Linked DNA regions of Homo sapiens: regions 2 and 3 are each linked to region 1. A link is a loop called in an ENCODE intact Hi-C map of the cell type or tissue named here. Cell type or tissue: heart right ventricle. All regions are shown on one strand.

Region 1 (8,000 bases):
GTCAGCCTTATTTTACTCAGTATAATTATTTTGAGATCCATCCATGTGGTAGCATTTGTCAAGAGTTTTTGTTTTTGTGTTTTTCATTGCTGAGTACCACTTCATTGAACAGATTTGTCCATTGACCTACCGATGAACACTTGGGTTGTTTCCAGTTTGGGGCTGTTATAAATAAAGCTGTTATGAACATTTGTATACAAAAAAAGGTGAAATTGGAGATGGACCTTGAAATATTAGTAAGATTAAGTGGCCAGTGGGAATCTGGGGAAATAGGATTCAACTAGACAAGAGGGTTAATGAATATAGGTAGGGTTGTTCTTGTTACTCTCTGGAAGAGATTAAAAACTTGGGAGCTCTCAAGTGGTCATTTCATGGAACTGAAGGAAAAAAGCCAGAAACCACAGGGAGAGAATAAATAGAAATGCAGAGGAGACAGAGGGAGACTTTCTGGGTTCCTTTCAATACTCCAGTTCCTGGTTTCCATCTCATCCCGAGGCTCAGCTGCATCCCTGATCTACCCTGGTATCTTCAAATAAATTCCAAGTTTTTTGTCAATGAATAGAAGCCAAGCAGTTATTGAAGCCAGGAATCCTAGCCAGGTACACAGGAATGAGCACAGAATGTTGAGTATTATCAGATCTAAGCCTCGGGGCCAATACTTGGAATGACCTTTGTTGTCTTCGACTAGCTTTTTTGGTTAGCCTTGGTTTGGAACCCAGGTTGGCCAGAAGAGTTTAAAGAGCTAAGCAGGGGCTCCTAAGGTCTTGCTCCTGTTATTCAGGCTACGTGGCTCTGGATCACATTGAGACAAATTTCCATGGATAGAAACAAAAGTCTCCTTGCTTCCAGAGCACTATTTGAACTTTGACTACAGGTGGTTGGTAGTGATACCTATAGTATCTCCCATTTAATTCCCCAGTTTAGACTGTGCAGAAGACAAATGGATCTTGAAGAATGACTGTGGAATGTCATAAATGTAATCAGATGGGGACTCCAATTTCAGCTGCTCTCCCAGAAGTAGTACCTTTACTGGGGCAGATTAACACATTGGTATGCACCTGGGGCAGATCTGACATTTGGTATGCACTTATTTACCTGGCTAATGCCTTTTCCTCCATACCAATTTGCAAGGTCCATCAGAAGTGATTTGCTGTTACCCAACAGGGCCAACAATATGTCTTCCCAGTGTTGCCACGGGCTCCATTAGTTCTCTTGCTCACTGCCATAATAGTCTGAAGTGATCTTGATTGTTCTGACATTCCACAAAACATCACACTGGTCCACTCTATTGATGACATTATGTGAGCATCATTGGATCCCATGAGTACGAAGTAGTAAGTACTTTAGATGCCTTAGTAAGATGTATGCTAGAGGGTGAAAGAGACCTACAGAGATTAAGGTGGTGAGAGAAGCCCACCTTCTCAATGGTGAGTGATGGCTACTGCTGAAAGGTCCACTGAATAAAACCACATTTTAAATCAGGTAGTTTACCTTCTAAAGGTAGAAAAGTCATTCATTTGGAACCAAACCACCTACTTCAGAATAGCTGTTTTGGTAAGTGAAGCATTTGCTTCAGTATTTGCTCTTAGTATTATTTTTAACAAGATTTCTAATGACAGATTGTGACTTGGAGGTGATTCACTTTTGTTTCCTAGTTGTCTTGACAGCAACGTAATTCATGATATTCTGAGTACTTGAGAATCCAAAAATTTTACAATCCAACAATATGATGTTTATTAAAATTTTCCTAAGAAATACACTGGTAAGCAAGGCACAGTGGCTCATGCTTGTAATCTCAGCACTTTGGGAAGCGGAGGCCTGTGGATTACTTGAGCTCAGGGGTTCAAGGCCAGTTTGGGCAACATGATGAAACAGCCTCGGCCAAAAATAAAAAATTACCTGGGCATGGTGGCTTGCACCTGTGGTCTCAGATACTCAGGAGGCTGAGGGTGGAGGATCACTGGAGCCCTGTAAGTCAAGGCTGCAGGGAGCTGTGATGGTGCCACTGCACTCCAGCCTGGGTGACAGAGTGACTCTGAAGAAAAAGAAAGGGCACTGATAAAAATTCTTTAGGATTGGATGGACTAAAGAGGGAGAACTATTTTTATTCAATTTTTTTTTTTGGTTACAAATAATAGTGACTTAAGGACCATAACTAAATATAATTTCAAGGAGGGGCAACTCTTAGTGTCTCTTATAACCACTTCACACAGAATTTACTTTTACTGCTATGGTGATTTCTCTTTAGATTTCTTTCTGTATTTATTTACGCTTTTATTTTTTATGTATGGTGTATATATCTATGACTTTTTCTCTCTGATTTTATGAAACTGAAATTAAAGTGGAAATACTTCTATGCCCTGCTTTTTTCCATGTGCTATATATATATCATCCTAAAATTACACATGGAAAAAAATTTAAAAGGATTTTATTATGAAACATTTCAAACATATAGAAAATTTGAAAAAAAAAATTATGCCAGTACCTTAGACACACGATTTACATTCAAGAAGTATTAATATTTTGAAAAATTTAGTTATCTTTCATGTGGGGGTGGGGTGCATTTTAAAGTACATCAAAGACCAGATGCTTACTTGGACCTTTGTTTCAGGAAGTCCAGAGCTTACAGCATATTCTGGATAGCACTGGAGAGAAACCAACACGGGAGAGAAAGCAGCCAGCAGTTTTCTGGCACTCCCTTAGTTTGAAAAAATTTACATCACAAGAAAGCAAGCCTTCCTTTCACCTTTTAGGTGCAAACTGATAAACATAACCAGTAGGGCTACTATACTTCACAGAGCCTTGCTCCCAGTAGATACTCAAAACATGCAGTTGAACTGAATTTCAGTTGTTATTTTAAAGCCGTGCTTGAAAAGCGTATGTGACAAATGTACTTTCCTAATCTTCCTGAGAAGAGCAGTACTGTGTCTTACGGGCGAAAAAACCAGAGGAGCCAGGAGTGGAGGGTGCAATAAAACGCCTGCATTGGGGCAGATTGCCTCATTTTGAATCCCTGACTCCTCACTGTGCTTTGGGGAAAACTATGGAAATTTTCACTGCCTAGCTTATTAAAATGGACTGCTTAGCTGAAATATAGAGGCGTCCATGACAACTACCCGGAGGGCTTTGTTAATCATATTGCAGGACTCCACCCGCAGTTTCTGGTTCTGTAGGTCTAGGTGGGGCCGAAAACGTGCATTTCTAACAAATTCTAGGGTGATAGTGACGCGGCAGGTCCCGAGACAACAGGAAACCCAAGGGACTCGAGGCAGGCGCTCAATAAATATTCACTATGAACCTCAGCACCATCGAAGCGGCCCACCAGCAGGGGCCGCGGGGTATGCGCTGCAGGGAAGAGCACGGCCTCTGTCCAATGTCCCTGCCGGTACATCACTCCTCTGCAGGGACTAGGTTAGAACCGGGAGGCAGCCAGAGCAGCGCTCTCGCTGGATAACGGAAGAGGACTCCCTCGCCAACTTCCGCCTCTGGGGAAAAGCGGGGACCCTCCGCCACCTGAGTTCTGTTGTCTCGATTTCGCCGCAGTTTGCTTCTGGCCCGGGCGAGAACCTGTCCTCTGGGCAAGCCAGGGGTCGGTACAGGACTCCTATACCCCAAGGCGAGGCGGAGGCAGGTGCCGAGCGGTGGCCAGAGTCCGGCGCCCAAAGCCCGATGGGAGGGCGTGGCGGGGGAGGACGGTCCCGCCAGCTCCCAGGTCGGTTCCGAGCGCCCGCGGCCCGATGGCCGGGCGGAAGATGGCTGCCCGGAGCGCCGCGGACAGTCACGTGGTACGCCGGGCCCGTAGCCGCGCCCCTTCCCCCGCTCGCCAAGTCCCCGACCCCGCGGGAGGCACGGCCTCGGGCTGCCTGTAGGCCACCGAGGTGCGGCGCGGGCCGGCCAGGGACGGCGGGCATCGGGGCGGGAAGGCCAGCTCTCCCCGCTGTCCATCCTAACTTGGGCGCTGGGGCTTCGCTCGGGGAGCAGAGGAAAACCTTCCTTCAGGCGACTTGCACCACGTGGGGCTACTGGGCATGCGCGGGCTCCGACCCCGGCCTAGCCGCTCTCCGGGTTTTCGCCGCAGCTCGGAGGGGCGGCGGAAGGTGGGCCCCAGGCGGGGCGGGGCGGCTCTGACGCAGTCGGAGTTTTCACCTCGCGCGGTTAGAGCTCTTGCGCCTCCGTCGCGCTCCCAGGCGTCGCCAGAGGCTTTTTTTTTCTGTTGTGGGAGAAAGATGAGAGTCTATGGTTAGAGGTTTGAAAATGGGCCGAATAGTCAGGTCGGCCGTTTCCTAGGAATGATCCATTGGGCATTAATCCCAAGTGTCGCAGCCCTTGGGCTTGGTGGGAAAAAGAATCCAGTAGTAGTTCGCAAACTCGTGCCTGGCTTCCAGCAGGCTGAGTTTGCGTTCCCTGCTTTGTGACCAGCTCTAGCGGCTCCCGTCTCCGGCCCTGCCCCAAGGGATTTACCGTCCCAGATTGTAAAATCTGGCTCCCGCTAGGCCTTACTTAGTGGGCCCCTAAAAACGCTGGGGAAAGCGCCCGCCTCCTCAGTTTCCCATTACTTGAAAGTAAAATTCAAGGGGCCCAAACTGCGACTGTCCCTTGGTTCGGGGTCCCGCTCGGTCCCGGGAGGAGCCCCCCGCGGACCCCGCCCGGCCGGCCCGCCCCCCCGGCCGCAGTGAACACCCGGAGGAGCGGAGTCGCGTCGCGCGGGAAGCCGGGCCGGCTCGGGCAGCGGACTGGGCATGCTCGGCAGCCCGGGAGGCTCGCGGTGGCAAGTCGAAAGCGTTCGCACCAGCGGGGCAGCGGCTGCGGGCGGCAGGCGGCGGGCAGGTCGGGAGTGAGAAGGACCGGCCTGGGCTGACTGCTCTCCCCTCGCGCCTAGGGAGCCGGTCGGAGAGCGCGATTGGGGTGCGGAGCCCCGACGCTGCCCTGCCCCGGATTTCATTCCGCGGCGGGGGCTCCGCGAGCGGAATTCCGGCGGCTGCCGTGACTCCAGTGCAAGTGAGTCGTGGGGCAGGGACAGACAGCCGGCCTCACGGTTGCGGGGGCCGATCGGACACCTGTCTCGCGGGCCCGGCCTTATGCCGGGGAGCAGCGGGCGGGCTGCTCTGGGGCGAGGGGGCGTGAGCGCAGCCCGCGCGGTGCCGCGCGCGTACCTGGCGGGCAGTCCTCCAGAGCTGCTGCTCCCGTGGGTGGTCACAGCGGGGAGGTCCGGCGGCCGGGATCCGGGCTCGGAGGGGGCGGGCCGCCGGCGGGGCTCCCCGGCTAAGTTGGGGCGGGGAGGAAGGAGGAGGCGTCAGTGGGCACCTTTTCAGAGCTACTGCGTGCGGGCTGGAAGGCTGCCTGGTGTCGGATTGGGGCGATCGGGAGGCGGGGAGCCTTTGGGCAGTAGCCCGCCCGGGGTCCGGAGACCCCCACCCAGGGGCCGACTCCAATCACGGCTCCACCCCCACAGCCTAGGTGGCGGTGTGACAGTTGGTACCTTCGGTCCAGATCGCAGCCGGCCAGGCGCCCACTATTTCGGGATCCCCCCACCGTAGCCCCTCGATGCCCCCTGACGACAAAACAGGTGGGACCCCCCCTCCCCGAGGAGCGCTCCCCTTCTCTCCAGGCCGCGTAACAGCCCGCCAGGCTCGCGGGCGGCTCTGAGACCCCGCAGGGCTGCCCCCGCGGGGCGGGGACGTTTAGGGGCAAGGCCTGGAGGGGAATCGGCGCAGCCCAGAACTGGACAGTCTCTCCAGGACGCCGCTTTTCCGTGACAGAGGGGGTCTGCGCTATCCCCCAGCGACGTGTCAAGGGCAAAACAGCAGCAGCAGCGGCTGCCTCTCCCACCGTCTTAACCCGAACTCGGGCTTGTGGCGTCCTCCCGTGGGCCGGATAGAGTGCCCTAGTCCAGCTAACGGATTCAGCCTGGAGCGTTCTGGTGAATGCTGCTTTCCTCTTTGGTGCCGCGAAGTAGAAATCGGGATAAGGGTTGTCATGGCCGGAGGGAGCGAAGAGAATCCAGGCAGGTGCTTCTCAGATGTTTCTTTTCACCTTCAAACAGTACAGACTTCAGCGGTACACGCTTACGAAACCAAGTGAAGGCTGCTTTCTGAAAGGGAAGTTTATTTTCTATGTTCTGGGGCCTGTCGACTATTTTAGCTCCCTTGACATTTATCTTCCTGGACCTTTAAAGCTGTTTGGACAGGTTATTTTGCTTTTAGGTTTGGGGATGTTTCTAGTTGGCTCCCTGGATGTGGAAGTGGCGAATGTCTGATGTGCTGTGCTGTGAACTCCCCACGCTTCCTGGCACTGGGGGTTGAAACATTCAGGGGGGACTGAGTGGGCCGAAGGAGAGGAGTGGGACTGGTGACGTAGGAACGCGATGGGTGTTGCCTAGAGCTGCCCAGATGGAAAGGGGTTGGCGGCTGTTTTGGCCTGTGCAGAAGGGGAGAGGGCGGGGCGTTTCATTGGTCGGGGTGTGAAACGTCCACGGGCGAAGGCTGCGGGGGATGGGTGCCTGTCTGGTCAGTGCTCCAAGGGAAGCCCAGGGATGTTTGGTGATTCAGCAGGTGGCAGCCTTCCAGCTCTGAAGACATGCCGTGGCCAAGCAAAGAAGCAAGCAAGCAAGCAAGCAGCAGCCTGTGCCTGCTGTCGGAGGCGCCAGCTTTGGGGGAACCTCCAGGTGCTGCCTTCTGCCTGTGGCAGCTCACTTGTCTTATCTTGCTTCCTGTTTAGCTCTGGAGGCCCTGGTATTTCGAGTTTCCTTACTGCGCCTCTTAAAATATACAGCAATATATAGCATGTTTTTGAGTCTCTGCATCTCTGTGACCTGCTGGGTAGCAGTGGGGTGGCTGCTGCCGCCATGCAGTTTTAAGTAGTTACTCTGCAGAAAGTGACAGTGATATGTAAAAACAGTGAAGTGGCCTTTCCTTCCATTTCTGCTTCACAGAATAGAAATTTATGTTTTTAGTAAAATAATAAGATACATTTCTGCAACTCTTCAGTGATGATAGTGAGCTATTTGAAATTTCCGGAAACTTTTTAATAAAAGACATTAACTCCAGAGATGTATTAAATTGACATCAGAGGGACACGGTTATTAAACCAGTATCTTACTCATTGGAAGATTTCTAGCATCTTGCACAGTGTCTAACTTGTATTCAATACATGCCTCTGCAGCTGAAATTTTAAAAATTCTTCATAACAGAAGAGTTTACCAGTATTTACCATGTTCATCATCTATTTTTAAGTCTGTATTAATATGGTTAGAGTAAAATATATGCATCAATACCTTTGCACATTGACATTTAAAGAATATTTATGTTTTCGTAAGACATGATTGCTGGGTTGACCATAAACATTCAATTTTAGCTTGAAAACTTGATTCTTTTACTTTTCTGGTTAAATTTATTAATTTTCAAACTTGGGGCAGATCCTACATTTCAGCTAGAGAAATGGTGTGCTTTGTTAACATACGTCATGAAAACCAAACGGACTCCTGACTCCTAAGTATAGCCATCAGTTTTTTTTTGTTTGTTTTTCTTTTGAGACAGGGTTTTATTCTGTCACCCAGGATGGAGTGCAGTGGTACAATCTCGGCTTACTGTAGCTTTGAACTCTCCAGGCTCAGGGGATTCTCTTACCTCAGCCTCCCGAGTAGCTGGGACTACACGCACGCACCACTAAGCCCAGCTACTTTTTTATAGAGATAGGGTTTTGTTATGTTGCCCAGGCTGGTCCCAAACTCCTGGGCTCAAGTAATCCTCTCACCTTGGCCTCTCAAAGTGCTGCGATTACAGGTGTGAGTCACTGCACCTAGCAGTATTATTATTATTATTTTTAACTAAAAAGTGCTCCTGTTGGATGTCAAATGCTTTAACTTAGAAAACTTCATTTTATACATAACATTTCAGGAAAACTCTGAAAAGTGCTGCTATAGAAAAGCTGAAAGAGTATTTTGGGAATAAAAATTCTGGATTGTTTGCACACAGGCATCAATGCCCTGGTCTTTAGGAGGG
Region 2 (8,000 bases), 300 kb after region 1:
AAGACATTTATAGGCTGGTATTCTTCTCTAGTATCGTCCCTCTTTATATTATTTAATTGTGCTTTGTATTTTACTTGAAATTAGAGGCATATAGATTGCCAAGACAGCTTTATGCTGAATAAATTCATGTCTCTGGAGGAGGCATACGCAGCTTGACTAAGAGAAAATAAGCAAAGATGGCTTCTATCGTAAATAATTCTGACCCAGTTTCTTAAATCTAGGTAAAGAGACCAACACCCAAATTCTACTCATAAAACCTAAGTAACATACATGGGCTGTGCAGATGTGGATAAAATGCTAGTATAATTGTATGGTTTTTTAAAATTAATTTTTAATCACACAAGTGACATATCTTTGTTTCTCTTTTTAAAACAGAAAATACACATGAAACAAATTTTCCTCTGGCTAGTACACCTCAGTAGGTATGCCCATCCTGCATAAGACTGGAGCTACACTGTATGATTATAATGATTGAATGGCCAAGATCCTAAGAGGAACACCTGCCCACTGTTTCTAAATTTTCCTTGTTTGGGAAAATCTGAACTCCTCACAAGGTTAAGGAAGAGGAGACCCACAGGGTTACTCACATGATTCTGGCCTGTGGTACTACAAGAGAGAGGTAGAGAGGGAAAGAATGTTCTTGTTCAAAAATACACCAGACTTTAATGAGGTTAAGTTGAACAAACTTACATGGAATTTTTATATTAGGAGACGTTATCTAACTCAATATACATGTGTATGTATATAGATAGATACAAACCTACATGTATATATCAAATAATTTTGTTAGAACCTAATAATAATAAAACTATTTCTAATTTTTGCTTATATTTTTATTCATCTACTTAATCTATACATTTGATACCTACCATTTGTACCTACTATATGGTAGGAATTTTTCAGACATCATTTCTAATGTTGTTACCCCTATTTTACTTCTTAGGAAGTTGAGATTCAGAGAAGTAAATGTGCATCCCAAGCTGCAGTGGTAGTCAAGGAATGGGATGAGATTGAATGCTGTTTTTCCATAGGTTCGTTCTTGGCATCATGTTGCCTCAGAGAATCAGTTTCTGGGATGTACAACTAAAATTGTTTAATGTCTTTGACTCATTAAATGGCATAAAAGTTTTAAATTCTCATTCTAATATCATTCTGATTTTCTGAAGATCTTCCTTTGATGACAGCAAAAATACTCACTAAATGTTTAACCACAGATACTGAGTGGGTTCTGGCCAATCAGCGTGGGCTCCACTTGTATGTCCGACAGTTGAACGTCAACTCAAGTTTAAGGCCTCATGAAGCCTAATTAATAGCAATATAAACCAGTTTAAGCACTTTTGGCCAGTTAATATATTTTTTAAAAAGCACCACACAACGTTATTCTCAAAATCTTTGTCTTAATCTGGTATTAGCCATAGTTACAACATTCTGGTTTCAAGTTCTCAAGTAGTTTTTGGGGTTTGTTTTTATTGAGTCATTGAAAAATTACAGTAAATGAACCTACAGAATTTCTTGACTGAGAATCTGCCCTGTTTTTCCCTTTTTCTAGGTCTATTATTAGCAGAAGATTTTTCTGCATAGTTGGCACGCTGTACCTGTATCGGTGTATTACAATGTATGTAACTACACTCCCAGTACCTGGTATGCATTTCAACTGTTCTCCGAAGGTAAACTATTCCTCGCTGTAATTTCGCTTTCTGTTTGTTTCTTGTCTTGCCCTGGGGTCCTTTGAGTGAGGTTGCAGGAAAACGTTTCTTCAGAATACAGTGGAGTCACTCCTCTATCTGAGAATGTTACTAAATGATATGGCCAGGCAGCCCCACCCTTCCCAGAATCTCTAAGCCCTGCCAGTGCCTCCCAACTGGGGAAATGTGTGTTGGAAGCAGTTAAGCTTTGTGTAGTTCTTTGGTTTCCTGCCAAATTGTTAAAATATCATTCATTTCTTTGACACGCATCCAGAAGCTTTTATATGCTTCCTCTCCCTCGGAGGGAGAGCTCGATTTCAAGTGACATTTTTTCCATTTTCCTTCTTTCTATTAATCCCTACAGCAGAGCCAGGAAGAGAAAGTATTCCTATTTCCTTGCAGTCCTCAACCAAGCCAAATAAGATCACTGTTCTCTGGGGTAATATATTGCCTTATTGATTTTCTCTAGTAACAAAGAAGTCTTTTTAAAAATAAACTTTATTCCTCTCTTATTGTCTCTACCTTTCCATCAGATTCAAATGACACTCTTCACCTCCTAACCTTTACCTTGGAAGAATTTTTAACTAGGGTGATCGTTGGAACTCTGTGAAATAATTAGCAGATTTTATTGTTAAAATATTTATGTACATTAAAGCTCTTTAATGAATTTTTAAAAGAGGCTAATTTCTCTCCTTGATTTTTGGTGGGAGAAAATATAGTATACTCTGATGTATTTGAGATCATTTCTTTGCATTATACCTGTGTGGGTGAAACAGCCAAACACTTTCAGTCTCATTGCTTTGTACTTTTGTTCCTCCAGAAGAGATGTTCTCTTTGATAGAATCTTTGGAAAGAGAGCTGAAAAATTCACTCTGGATTTTTAATTTGATCATATGAAATTTTGGATCTCTTTAATTTGTATGTCTCCTGTGGCTCTTTTCTTTGCTAAACTTACATATGTGCCTACAGAGATAGCTCATTTCTTACTTAACTTTTTGCTTTTTTTAATTTTTTAATTTTTTTAATTTTTTTTATTTTTTGCTACACACTACTTCCTTACCTCTGGAAGAGCTGTCATACAAAAGCAATGTTCTCAACATTCCACTCTTCTCTATCAGCCATCCTGCCTCCCTGCACTCTCCTTCTTGCAGTTTCTTTCGCCCTTCCAAAGAAGCCAGCTTCACATCGTTTTTATTGTCTGTAAAAGCTCTCAAGCACTCACCTGTAGCTCCTGGGTTATAGGGAATATCTTGTTGTCATTGAAAATCCAAGGATATGGACTCTTGCTGGGAGCCTGGCTTGATAAGCAGCATGTTCTCAGCAGTAAACTGACAGTTTAGGATATTCACCTAAGTTTAATTCAGCTCCTTAAAAAAGTCTGTGCATTGGGAAATTTTGCTACCAAGGGGTAGGTAGATGTAGGTTCTGGCCAAGCACATGTTGAAGATGGATCCAGTATTGAGGGGCCGTACCATGTAGCCTTTCTCCCTACTCTGGTTCTAAACTTGTTTCTTCTTGAGGACTACTGTAGCTCCGCCAGTTGCTGGCAAGCCCATACTTGGTGAGCCATTGGTTCTTACATAGTCAGCTTGAGTCATCAACATATCTAACCAAAATTCTTTGCCTAAGAATAGCTTGTGGGTTTTCTTCGTAAACACAGAAGTAGCAGCAGGAACTGTTCACAAAAGCCAAACTCAAACGTGTTGCTCATTTATTGTGTTGCCAGAAATCCCAACTAGGGCCCTCATTCTATGAGGATCTTCTGGAAACTAGAATCTTAAACAGTAGGAGGTGAAATATTAGCACACCTTAGAAAAAAATACTAGTTAAAACTCATTAAATCTAATTACTACAAAATCTAATTTTGTAGAATAAGACTCTTGGAAGAAAGGATTTAGAATACACTTTTTTATTCTGAAAACTTTCACATGTATCCCAACTGCTATAAGGAACTCCCATAAACCCAACACTCAGATTCAATAATTATCAAGATTTGCAACATTTGTTTCCTTTCTTTTTTCTTTTTGAAGTATTTAAAACAACTCCCAGGTAACGTCATTTCACCTCCACATACTTTAGTACGCATCTAAAAACTGTGAACATTTTAGTACAAAACCATAATGCTATTGGTGTTCAACAAAATTAATAGTAATTCTGTGATATCAGCAATTACAAGTTGATGCGATATCCTGATTGTCTTAAAATGCTTTTCCTTTTTTTACAGTTGGTTTGTATAAATTAGGGTCCAAAATCTTTATATTACATTTACTTGTTCTGTCTTTTAAGTCTATAATTCTAAAGCAGTCCTTTCTTCCTTTCACCCCTCTACCAGTAGCCTGTAGACATTAGATTAATAGTCCTACAGAATATCCCACTTTCTGGATTTATCCATTTGTTTCTTTGTGGTGTCAAGTGACTTGTGTCGCTCTATGTTTCCTCTGAATAGAAAGTTGGCTCTGCAGACTTAATTAGATTCAATTTTAGCTTGTTAACAGAATATTTGCCAGGTGGAATAGAAAGACTTCTGAAGCTAGGCACAAGAGTTGGGAAAGGCTTCGAAGGCTTGGTGCTGCCTCTTGGATGGCAGATCAAGCTTAAGAAATTCAGTGGTCAGGCAAGGGCTAGAATCCTCCACTGAGAACGAGTATCTGAAGACAGAAAAGGGTGACACTGGAGAGAAGCCTCAGAGGACAGCTTTGCCTACTTTAGAATCATACCTAGGGCTAAGGGAATCAGAAGTGAGAGGAACCTTATTAAAAGTCACTCAGGCCAAAGTTCTATTTGATGTCTGAACATCATCGCCACTGAATCTTCCATCTCTCTCTGAACCATTGTACAGAGAGGGAACTTAATTGCCCCTGTAAAAATACAAACTTACCTAATAGTAAAAAGAACACTAAAGTTAAGGTTAAGACAGTCTTACACAACCACTTACTAGCATTGGGCAAGTCATTTAACTTTTCAGAGCCTCAGTTCCCTCCCTAAATGGCAAAGCAGAGCTAATGATGCTTTTTGAAATCTGTCTTAAGGAGTTATAGGTGTGGAAGGAGACAGTTTCTAGGGGCTCTGTGGGTGTAACGCACTATACAGAAGTAAGAAGAGGACTTAGTATTGTCATCATGCTTCAACCCCTAGACTCTTATTTATCCAGTGAGAACTGATTTAACAAACATACATTAGGGACCTACTGTGCTTTGGGTGCTAGAGTATGAGGCATGAGGAAGGTAGATATAGTTCCTACCTTTGTGGAAAACACCTTAAAATCTGTTAGTTTAAATTTGTAACTTATGTAATAAATGTGTAAAATGCTGTGATAAGGGCCTCAAGCTAAGCTACTGGCCCTAAGGATGGATGGAGAGGAAGAAACAGACTTGAGCAATATTTAAGAGACCAAATTGATACAACTTGATAATAGATTTCATGCAGGGAATGAGAATAGGGAAAGATTCCAAGGGCTGGATTTTACACTGGTATAATGACATGGTATAGAGGAAATGAGAGTTAATGAGTTGGATTAAACACAGAGTTTAAAGTATCTGTGAGATATCTAAGTGGTGATGTCCAAGATAGTTAGCAATATAGTCTAAAGCTGAGGGAAACATCAGGCTGGAAAATAAATATTTGTGAATCATCATATTCTGGATGGTGGTTAAAGCTGTGGATATGGATGAAAAGGCCCAGAAACAAGTTACAGAAAGCACAGTGCTTCCAGAATTGGATATTCTATTATTTGAGATACCAATTAAGGCCTGTCACTTGGTGGATACTCTGACAGTTACTCAATATCACTAAACTGTAAGGGAGGAGAGTTGAGCTTTAGAATATGACTTCCTGCTTAATACAGTCATGTGAACTTAAACTTGGTTTCACTATGCCATTAAAATGCTGTAATTAGTGTACTTAATGCTTCCCTTAATGCCAGTACTCAAAATGTGCAGCTCCTAAGAAAAATGTTTCAACAAGTATACAGTAGTGATTATAAAAATTGGTCTTATTGTTCATTCACTCGATGGCAGTATACTCTTCACAAAATATAATCGCTCAGAGAAATAATAATCCTATGAGATGATCAGGCTGTGAGGAAAAGTAGGCTTCCCATAAATGTTTCTGCAGCAATAATAAGCCACTGGGAAAAGGAAGTGAAAAGGGAAGTGGATGTGTTCAGTTTCTAGATTGCAAATTTCTGGCATATCCCATGGTGGTATACATGTGCATGGCTTACACTGGAGGCTGCCAAATTTTTGATACCTTGATTAGCCCATGTTACTCTCATCATAGCTCCAAAGACCGTGTGTTCCATCCTGAAAACAACCTCTTCTCATCTTTTTTTTTTTTTTTTTTTTTTTTTGAGACGGAGTCTCGCTCTGTCGCCCAGGCCGGACTGCGGACTGCAGTGGCGCAATCTCGGCTCACTGCAAGCTCCGCTTCCCGGGTTCACGCCATTCTCCTGCCTCAGCCTCCCGAGTAGCTGGGACTACAGGCGCCCGCCACCGCGCCCGGCTAATTTTTTGTATTTTTAGTAGAGACGGGGTTTCACCTTGTTAGCCAGGATGGTCTCGATCTCCTGACCTCATGATCCACCCGCCTCGGCCTCCCAAAGTGCTGGGATTACAGGCGTGAGCCACCGCGCCCGGCCCCTCTTCTCATCTTTTTACAACTGTTTATGATACTGGTTTCTTTAGAAAAGGGGCAGAATATTTGAGAATTCTTTGGTGTTGTAAGCTTCCCGTTGGTAAGGTTTTTCCTGTTTTAACAAACTCCTTAAAATAAAAAATCCCAGATAAACAGGCAGCCTAATGCTAATAGAAGAGAAGAAATAACTTGCACTGTTTTCGACTCTCATTTTCATAATCAGATGAGTTAATCTAATAGTGACTAAACAGTAAAATGAGATGCATGTTTGGGCGTGTTTTGTGGTCTCCATGGTGACCTTAGATTTGAAAACCTTTGAGAAGAGAGAGAGTACATTAAGACAGGGACACTCAGCTGGCTAGTGCATTAATCCAATGTGGAGTTTTCAGTGAAATGATTCTCTTGAACTTGAAAAACATGTTTTGTTTTGTTTTAATTTTTGCCTCTGACATAAGTGAACACAGCCCATTTTTGGACAGGGTTATGTCTGGGTGGCATCTGAGGTTGATCGCTCAGTGGATCAATATAATACAAATGCAACAGCAGAACAGCCTTCATATTCTTCTCTGCCACTGTCAGCTTTTCTGCAATGCACAGATTAGAAAGATGAAACCACCTCCTTTGACTTGCTGCTGAACTGTAATGTCAACCATCAGCCTAACGGGTCCCTATGCTGGCACAAGTTCAGTCTTATAAGGCAACAGACTCATTGCTCTTTAGGATGTTATGGCCTTCTTCAGTTCTTTCTTACTTTCCTGAGTAGCAGTTAGAGTATTCCAGGTGCCCTCTACACTGACAAAGTTTGATATTCTGATTAGCTCCTGCTAACCTTATCAGTATTTCAGGATATGGCTTGTGTTCCATTACCAAAATAACTTCCTGCCATCCTGTTGGATGGTGTGCAACTTAAATTGTCAATGCTTGATTTTGGATAATTTTCTGCTGGTCTTCCAGTTTCTGATTGTCATTAAAATTTTCCTTTTCGTTTGTTCTCAATTCTTTTTTTTCTGCTTCTTGCATATACTTTCCAGTAACGTTTCCCATCCTAAATCTGTTCTTTGCTTTTCCTTTTCTCTCATTGCTGCTGTTCTCTTCCTTTTTCAGTGATTAAAGATAGCAATGTTCTAAATAACTTCTCTCTGTCACTTAAAAAGAGATGTTTTCATTTTAAATAAACCATACATTCTTTAAAGATATATTGAAAGACTACAAAAAGAGGAAGATTTTAGAACCACTCATGACCCTATCTACTATTAACAATTCAGTATATTAGTTCCTTATGTATGCATTTTTTACATGATTCTGATGGTGCTGTCTATGCATTTATTATTCATATCTCCTTATATTTAACATTTGATGTATGAATTTTTACATTATTGTATAAACTCTAGCCTTTCTAAAGGCTTTCTTACTAAAAGGAAGAAACCACTTTCCCAGAATGTGAGACAGGCAGATTGTTGATGTGATTTCATTTGATAGTCAAGAAGCTTGTTTATTTCCTGAGCAACGTTTCTAGAGAACCTGCCCTATGTGGGCATACTGGTAAATTTTGAGGACACACAATATATAAGACAAGCGCCTTCTCCCTCTGGGCATCCAGAAGCTGTGAAAGAGACAGAAATGTAATCCCCAGATCCCCCTCTGACTCCCTGTAGTAGATTTGCAGAGCCATTTGCCATGGAT
Region 3 (8,000 bases), 330 kb after region 1:
CATAGGCTTTGTCCATTCTTTTTAAATTTTTCTCTATATTTTTGCCTGACTGGGTTATTTCAAAAGACCTGTCTTTATGTTCTGAAATGTTTTCTTCTGCTTGATTTAGCCTATTGTTGAAGCTTTCAAATTTTGTATTTCATTAATTGAATTCCTCAGTTCCAGAATTTCTGTTTGGTTATTTTTTATGATATCTATCTCTTTTGTAAATTTCTCTTTCATATCCTGAATACTGAATTGTTTTTCTGATGTCTTTGTTTTGCTTTTTGAGTTATTTTGTATCTCACTGAGCTTCTTTAGTATCATTTTGAATTTTTTATGTGGGATTTTATACTTTTTTGTTGGAATCTGTTGCTGGAGAATTATTGTGTTCCTCTGGAGGTGTCATATTTCATTGCCTTTTTATGCTTCTTCCATCCTTACATTGGTATCTGTGCATCTGGTGTAACAGTCACTCCTTAAATTTGTTTGCATTTGCCTTTTAGTTGGGAATGACTTTTTCCCGAAGGTGTATCTATAGTATTGGTTGAGCAGGGCACTTTGGCTTTGATTCTGGGTATGTGCAGTAGTATAATCTCTGTATAATTTATTTGGCTATAAACACCACCAGTAGTGTCTGATTTACTCAGTGGTTTAGAATACTGTTAGTGAAGGCTGTGGTAAAGTTTTGCTGGAGACAGGGACAGCAGTTGAGCCTGCACTTAGGCCCCAATGGTGGCAGCAGTAAGCCAAGCATGCCTATCCTTGCAGGGCAGCATATGTTGACCCTGGTGTTAATGGGTCCAGGGGGACTGATTCTTGGACCCCCACAGGTGGCCATCTCAGGTGCCAGCAGTTGCAGAAGTGGGCCAGGTGCCTGGGCAGCAGGCGTGGAATGGGCAATGGCAGTAGCAGTGGTGAGAGAATCCTCTGACTTCCAAGCAGCCTGTACTGGTGGTGCTGGTGGCTGCAATGGGCTGGGTAGGCCAGTCTCCAGGCCTTTAGGTGGCATTTAGTGGTGCATACCAGCTGTGGTATTAGCAGCAGATTTAGTGGGCCTATCCTCAAGAGCCTGGAAGGAATGCTTAGATGCCAACAATGTTTGATGGGGCGGGGGAATCCCAGGCCCCTAGATGTTGTGCTTGGGCATGGGGGTGGGTGGATCCAGGCTAAGCACACCTGTTCTCAGGCCCCCAGTGGTGTGTGTGGTAATGGGCTATGGTAGGCAGAGGCAGGGCAATCACCAGGCTCTTGGAGGAATGCTTAGGTTGGAGTGGCAACAGTTGTGCTGTGGCTCTGCTCCTGGGGAGGAGAGGGTTGCTTTCAGTGGCAGTAGAAGAAGCATAAACAGGCAACTAAGGAGCACACTCTTTGGCCACAGTTGGCAGCCATATAAACAGAGTAGGCTTTCCTCAGGGCATTTTTAAATGCATGGTGGCCCTGCTACTGGGGGTGGTGGGGTTGCTGCCTATGGCTCATACTTTGGCCCTGGCAGTGCCAGACAGCAGCAGCTCCCTGCTGTGTGTGTGGGATGTCAGTGGGGCTCCAGGGATGTGAAGATGCAGGAGATGTTGGGCTCCAGGGCATTCTGGTGGAGACTGCGCTCTCAAAATAGTGCTTTGCTATAGCTGCTTAGTACTGGGGGTGGGCATGGGACCTGGTGTGAGCTTCCTTTCTGGAGCAATTCCTTCAAGAAATCTCTAGGTAGCTCCCTATGTTAGTCTCAGGGCCTGTGTGGGTTGAAGGACTCTCCTGTGGCAAGAATTGCAGGAGTCTGTGGTGGGAATGTGAACTGCTGAGAGTCACTCACTTTCTCTTTCACCGCAATTGGGAGATTCTTCAGTCCCCCAGCTGAGCATGCTGCCTCACTTCCTTCTCCTCCTTTGCCTTATATGTTTCCTGTCACTTCTCTGTTGAATTCCAGTGTTCTCTCATAGGTGACCAAAGTATGATTACATACTCACTATTTTGGTTCTTGTTTGTGGGGGAGGCAAGTACCAGCTGCCTCTGGTCAGCCATCTTAAAACCATGTCATGAATCTGTCTTTTAGTGGGTCTGTTTCTCCAGGCTTGACCTTCATGAGTGTGGTAGTAAACCCACTCCTCTTATCCTCTATTCTACATAAATTCCATGACTGCAGAATTCTTTGTCTGCTTCCTTGAAGCCTTGATGCCTGCTGACGGTTTTTTCTCCCTGAGTCAGATGGGAAGACTAGAAAGGGCTAAAGTACAAGGAGCAACCTCCAGTAATTTGTCATTTACCATGTAGGTGTTCTTATTAGTTTATGGCTCTAGCGGCTTCCGCTCCGTGTAAGCAGATCTTGCCCATGACTCTGAATGCAACTCTCTCTCCAGATTTTGGAACAGTGGTTGTACCTATGACTTCATTTCCATGATGGGTCCAAAAAAACTTGTTTTGCAGTTTGCTCAGCTTCTTCCTATTGTAAGGATGACAGTGATAACTCCCAAGCTCTTTAAATGTTGAAGCTGAAAACAGAAGACCTTGATGACACAGTTTGCATGGTCAAATAAGTTTGGGAAACAATAAGCAGTTATTGGCAGAGTATCCTTAATGACTAGGTATACAAATTTATGTCCTAACAACAGTTGAACTATAAGTCGTTATCAGTCTGCTTTAATGACTTCCAACTCTCAACACAAAAGATGTCCAGAAGAACATGAAAAAAATTAGCATTGAAGTGGAAAATGGAGGTGCTTCATTCAGTTATCTTCTAATTAACATTGCATTGGGAACTTTGAGGCCATTCTCTAGGTTTCTTAGCTGTAAGACTTGTCGGAGTCATTAATGTGCTAATGTGCATTGTGACTCCTGGAGAGGACCCAGGATGCAGCTGTATGCAAGTCCAAGTGTCTAATGGACAACTATTAATTTACACAAGACGGTTTCAGCTATACTGCTCTATGAAAATGCATGTTCTTGAAATAACTTTATCAGGGAAAAAATAGTACCTCTCAAAGGAGCAAGTTGAAAATGAAACCCCAATATACCTTATAACAATGATGGGTGCCATGAATATATGCTGAAGTGTAGTAACATATGTCAAAAACAGCAAGTTCCATCCTCTGAGGTAACTTCCTTTGTGGTGGGGTTCTTAGCTCTGCAAACAGCCAGATATTTGGGAGTGCCTATGGCAATGTTATTTTTATTTTTACTGCAGAGTACATCAGAGTGTTTTGTGGGCACTTGAATCTCTGGGTGTCAGTTTTGATCTTTCCTTCTGAATTGTAAAAAGGCAGAAATGGATCTGCCTTTTTAATTGGCATGGAGTACCTCTGGTACAGAATCAAAATATTAGTCATCACGCTGAGGTGCTGCATTTTTATCCGACACTCAGTTGTTACTCTTATAACCCATATGGAATCTTATGAAGGATAGCTTCCAGTCACTTCCTCCAAGATATTCTATACCACCACCATCACCACACCAACAGTCCCAATCAGGCCAGAACATCAAGTGTGGCTCTTTTAATAGTCATTGAATAATAATCCATCTTTTAAGTGAATCAAACCAACAAAATCTCATTGAAGAGGGTCCATATGTTTACTACATACTATATTACATCACATAGGCAGAGATTTTTCTTAGCCTTCATAGGAAGTAGAACTGGATTTTCTTCTCTGCAACTGATTCTGTCTCATGAACATTAAATTTTATACTGATTGTGTTGTGTTTTTTTGCTTTGGTGTTTGGGAAACTGAGTCTAATTTATTGTCCATTCTTAACAACTGTACTGAATTTTAGTGTATGTATTTGTGATCTTGGTATTATCTTTTTTTTATATATTTTTCTCTTTTGCCCCAATTTCTTTCTATTAGTCTTTGTTTAATAAAACACTTTTGTGGAAATAAGTTGAGGTCAACTCTATACTGATGTATAATTCATTTCTCAGAAGCTGTCAAGCATTTTGATGGATCGGTATTCACTCTCACTAGGCCTCTGTGGATTGTCCCTGCGTGAATGATAAGGGTCTCCATTGTGATGATGGATTGGAACATGGCACTACTTCTTGGCTCTGTGATACCCCAATTACACCAGGCTTTTCATGGAAGGTTAATTTATAGTGAGAGTAGAACATTATTTTGTGGTTTGTGGGTTTTCTTTCAAGGTGATAAATTTAAAATCTGGTTAGGGGCTTATGAAAAAAAAAATCTTTGACATCACATGATGGAGCCCTAAGTATTGGCCAGCTCCAAGCATGACACTTTACCAGTAGCCTTTAGCATCCCCCTGTGGCTAACTTTGTAGAGCACTTGTAAATATACCTCTTCATTGGTTTTTGATGGCTATGGATGGTTCTGCTCTTTTTCTTTTGGAGGGTGGAGTGGTTGTAATCTTTGATTTTTGCTTTCCTAATCCTTGTATTAGTTGGCCTCACAGGCCCTTGGGATTTCACAAATTATCTTCAGTTGCATTCTTGGGTAATAAAGGAATAAAAATGGGCTGACAATAAGGAATGTCCAAGATTGAGGCTGACCATAGAACCCTGGGAATTTCAAGGCTAGTCTTTCATGCATTCACTTATACATTAATCATCCCCTCGTCTCTTCACCTCCCTCCATTCATTCAGCAAATGTTTTTGTGTTAGCATTGGGAGCTGGTGTCAAACAAAGTAGACAAGGGTGCCTGCCTTCATAAAAACTTATAGTCTGGGCTATTTTCAAAGGATAGTAAAGGAAATCTCAATCAATGAGTACTCTACCAAATTAGATTATTTGGACTTTAAGAAAAGAAACTATGAGAAATATAAATAGATAGATGAAATTATTTCCTCCTTAAAAACAGTTTCTCTCAGAAATGCCATTGGCTTGCTCTTGAACTTTGACGCCTTGTACATGTTTATGTATATGTCTTTAGCATTGGATGAAGAGCATTAATATTGAGACATTGGAATCTCTTCTAGTCATCAAGGAAATAATTAAAAGCTTCCCTTTGCTCTGTTTCCAAAAGTGTAAAATAGGTATTTTAGAAAGACTTTTCTGTTTAAAGAAGGCTTGCTGAATAAGCCCTATTTAAATTAGAAATTTCAATTACTCAGAATGTCTCATTAACCCAAGTTTTTAATTGAGAATTTATGAAATGGCCTGAAAGAAACTTCCAGATTAAGCCCAGTTGAAGAGGGAGAAGTTAGGAGTCTAATGAGTTAGTGGTTCAATGTGTCTAGTTTCACTATGAGATTTTTCTGCTTCAATATCGTTTCCTTGCAGTGCCTAGCACAGTGCTCAAGGCCTGTTCTTAAAGTTGTTGAGTGACTTTTCCTAGGAAAGTCTCGAGAAGTAGAATTCCTACTTCTACTCCAGACTGCAGAAAAGCCTTCTCCAAAAAGACGTGTTAATGGCCTGGAAGTTGCATTCTGCATTTGTCTGATGTCTATTAAAACTCAGCCTTAGACAGAAGCATAAACATAAGAATTTCCACCCTGAAATCTGTGGCCTGGCAATCTCATAATCTAAAACATGGGCCTCAAGGAAGGCATGGAGGTGATCCCTGACATAAACCTAAAGCTCAGCTTCCCTTCACTATCATTTTTCTACATAAATTAGTTCACTTTTCCAATCTTTTAGTTTCCTTCCTGCTAGAACTCCCCCTTGGAGTTCCATTTTCTCTTGATAGGTAAATCAGTAACCCAGGTGTGCGGGGTAATTCTGACTAGGATGGGCAAAGACTATCCAAAATGCCATCTCAGTAGTCTGATGGAAAATTCCTTTTTGGGCAACTTCATGATTATCAAGACTTCTAGTACATTGGGAAATTTTAGACAAAGAGAAAATGAGGTTGTCAGAGATTTATCTCCAGCAGTCCTCGACTCCAGGTATAGGTGGCCCTCATGATTAGAAATAAGCCTGTAGCAAGAAAAATAGTTTATTTGACAAAATCCCAGTGTTAAAGCAAGGCCCAAACTGCAGAGCTACTCCTGAATACTCTCTCTCTCTTTCTCTTGACTATTCTACTTGTCTGAGAGCAGCGTGGATACATCCCAAACTAGGGCCTGATAAAGAATCATTATGGACATTGGTTAGTAACAAATATGATTTCTTAGAAGGAGCCTCAGAACATCAGGAGAAAATGTCAGGTGCCTACAGTCTAGAATGCTTGGCCTGTGTTATGGTGCATAATTCTTTGTCAAGTTATGGTGTACAGTATTCTCTATTTAGTCAATTGTTTTTCTCTCATTCTTTTTGATGAGCCTTTTTTTTGGCTTGGATGACCCAAGATAGGTTCTAAAATAATTTGGGTTACCCAAAGCATTTTTCAGTGTGAGTATGAAATAGCAGTGGTTGTTATTCCTGTAGACAATCCTAGTTTGCATTATTTCTAGCAAGAACTTCAACCAGGATAGTGCATGCATCTTTATTTCACACCTAGAGCTTCGTCCAACTCTTTTCTCATGGGCTTGAGTCAAGATGCGGTAGTGCTTGGAGAGGTATAGTCACTTCCAAATACAAATGGTCCCCGACTTAACAATAGTTTGACGTACAACTTTTCAACTTTACAATGACGTGAAAGTGATATGAGTTCAACAGAAACCACACTTCAAGTACCCATACAACCATTCTCTTTTTCACTTTCAGTACAGTAGTCAATTACATGAGCTGTTCAACACTTTATTATAAAATAGGCTTTGGGTTAGATTATTTTGTCCAACTTCAGGCTAAGGTAAGTGTTCTGAGCACGTTTAAGGTAGGTTAGGTTAACCTATGTTTAGGAGGTTAGGTACATTAAATGCATTTTCAACTTGCAATATTTTCAACTTACTATGAGTTTATCAGGACATAATCCCATCACAATCTGACGGACATCTGTATAAACTCAGAGTAGTTTCTGAAAGGGCACATATCATTCAGAATAGTTTCTGAAAGGGCACATATCATATCATTAATAGAGTTATCTAATCTCCTAGAGGCCTCCTGATCCTAGAAGCTGCTCTAGTTTACACCAACACAACTAGAAACCCTTAAAATCAGTGTTACCATTTATCATTGTGCTGTTTGGGAATGAAATGTACTCTGCAGACCACAGTGGATTGTGCAGGTACCCACTTGTCTGGGGGATCCAGAAAGCCTTTGGGGAGTGAATAAGAGGGGCAATAACAAGTTCAAAGAAAATACTTCTGCTTGGGAAATGAGCTAGGCACCTTCTTCCCGTTTAACTTGTGTTTGAGGCACTGAATAAAGGTTTGATAGTGAATATACATACTCTACCATGTTATGAAGAATGAGAGTAGTTACCCTGGGGAAAAAAGAAACTACAGAAGGAGATAGAGGAAGTATGGTGTATCCAAGAGGGCATGGACTGGGAACTCAGTTGTGTGTTCAGATCCCAACTCTACTGTTTACAGGCATTATGCCCTGCAGAAAATGACTAACTTACAGGCATTGTGCCCTACAGAAAATGACTATTTTCTTTTCAGAGCCTTAGTTTTCTTCTTGACAAATTAGGGACAATGTTATCTATCTTGTAGATAGATAGAAATCTATCTTGTAGCATAATGTGGGGCAGTCATGGCCTGTGAGTACAGACTAAATGCTCCGTAAATGACCACTGTTTTTATAGAGAGAAAAATGGGGAAGAGAGAAATGAAAAGGAGGCCCCTGTGGAGCCAAGAAAGAAGTCCCAGCTAATGGAAAGATGGGCCCCAGATACAGCAAGGCCAACTTGGTGGGAAACCGGGGCAAGCCCAGACTCAACCTTTATTTGAACTTCTGTCCAAACATATTTACGTCTTATAACCTTTGGTAACATAATTGCTCTAGCATTCTGCAAGCCTGATGTGCATGGACAGTGGTTGCTGGAGTATTGATGGACTCTGAAATAGCATGGCATGGGATCTTGGAGGGTGAGTACCCATACAGGGTAGCAATGAAGCAGAAACACATGTGGCCACCATGATTTATTGGCACCTAAAGGCTGCTTCCCTTGCCAGCTCTGTGTCATCACATGAAGGAACTGGTGGAGTTTGAATTGCTTTCTTCTAGTAGTATTTAGTACCATGAGGAGAAGTT

Evidence for each region. A loop is a pair of places that touch in the nucleus more often than their neighbours do. Peaks named below come from ENCODE experiments on the same cell type or tissue, not always from the same donor. Only the 100,000 strongest peaks of a DNase experiment are listed, where the experiment ranks them.
Region 2: it touches region 1 in a loop (3-fold over the local background); 24 of 110 quality-filtered maps call a loop at or near these places.
Region 3: it touches region 1 in a loop (3-fold over the local background); 27 of 110 quality-filtered maps call a loop at or near these places.

What each region holds. Positions count from the first base shown.
Region 1 is chr10:50,620,705-50,628,704 of GRCh38, reverse strand. SGMS1 (sphingomyelin synthase 1) reads left to right here and starts at 4,749. Exons shown (of 11, transcript NM_147156.4): 1 at 4,749-4,998. SGMS1-AS1 (SGMS1 antisense RNA 1) reads right to left here and starts at 3,754. Exons shown (of 4, transcript NR_126411.1): 1 at 3,514-3,754; 2 at 1,900-2,035. RefSeq lists silencers at 3,582-4,211, 4,336-4,493, 4,542-4,801, 5,062-5,401 and enhancers at 4,352-4,880, 5,592-5,991, 6,542-6,701. In heart right ventricle, CTCF peaks have their summits at 3,340 (motif pointing right) and 6,556 (motif pointing right); DNase peaks (open chromatin) are centred at 3,424, 4,044, 4,594, 6,494 and 1 weaker place; H3K4me3 peaks cover 4,880 bases; H3K27ac peaks cover 4,703 bases.
Region 2 is chr10:50,320,872-50,328,871 of GRCh38, reverse strand. SGMS1 (sphingomyelin synthase 1) reads left to right here. Exons shown (of 11, transcript NM_147156.4): 8 at 1,550-1,667. Among named protein-coding and RNA genes, the nearest start is that of ASAH2, 73 kb to the right of the region's middle. In heart right ventricle, no CTCF peak of the experiment used is centred here; DNase peaks (open chromatin) are centred at 1,810 and 3,211; H3K4me3 peaks cover 2,145 bases; H3K27ac peaks cover 4,888 bases.
Region 3 is chr10:50,287,917-50,295,916 of GRCh38, reverse strand. No RefSeq gene overlaps it. Among named protein-coding and RNA genes, the nearest start is that of ASAH2, 40 kb to the right of the region's middle. In heart right ventricle, a CTCF peak has its summit at 4,223; no DNase peak of the experiment used is centred here.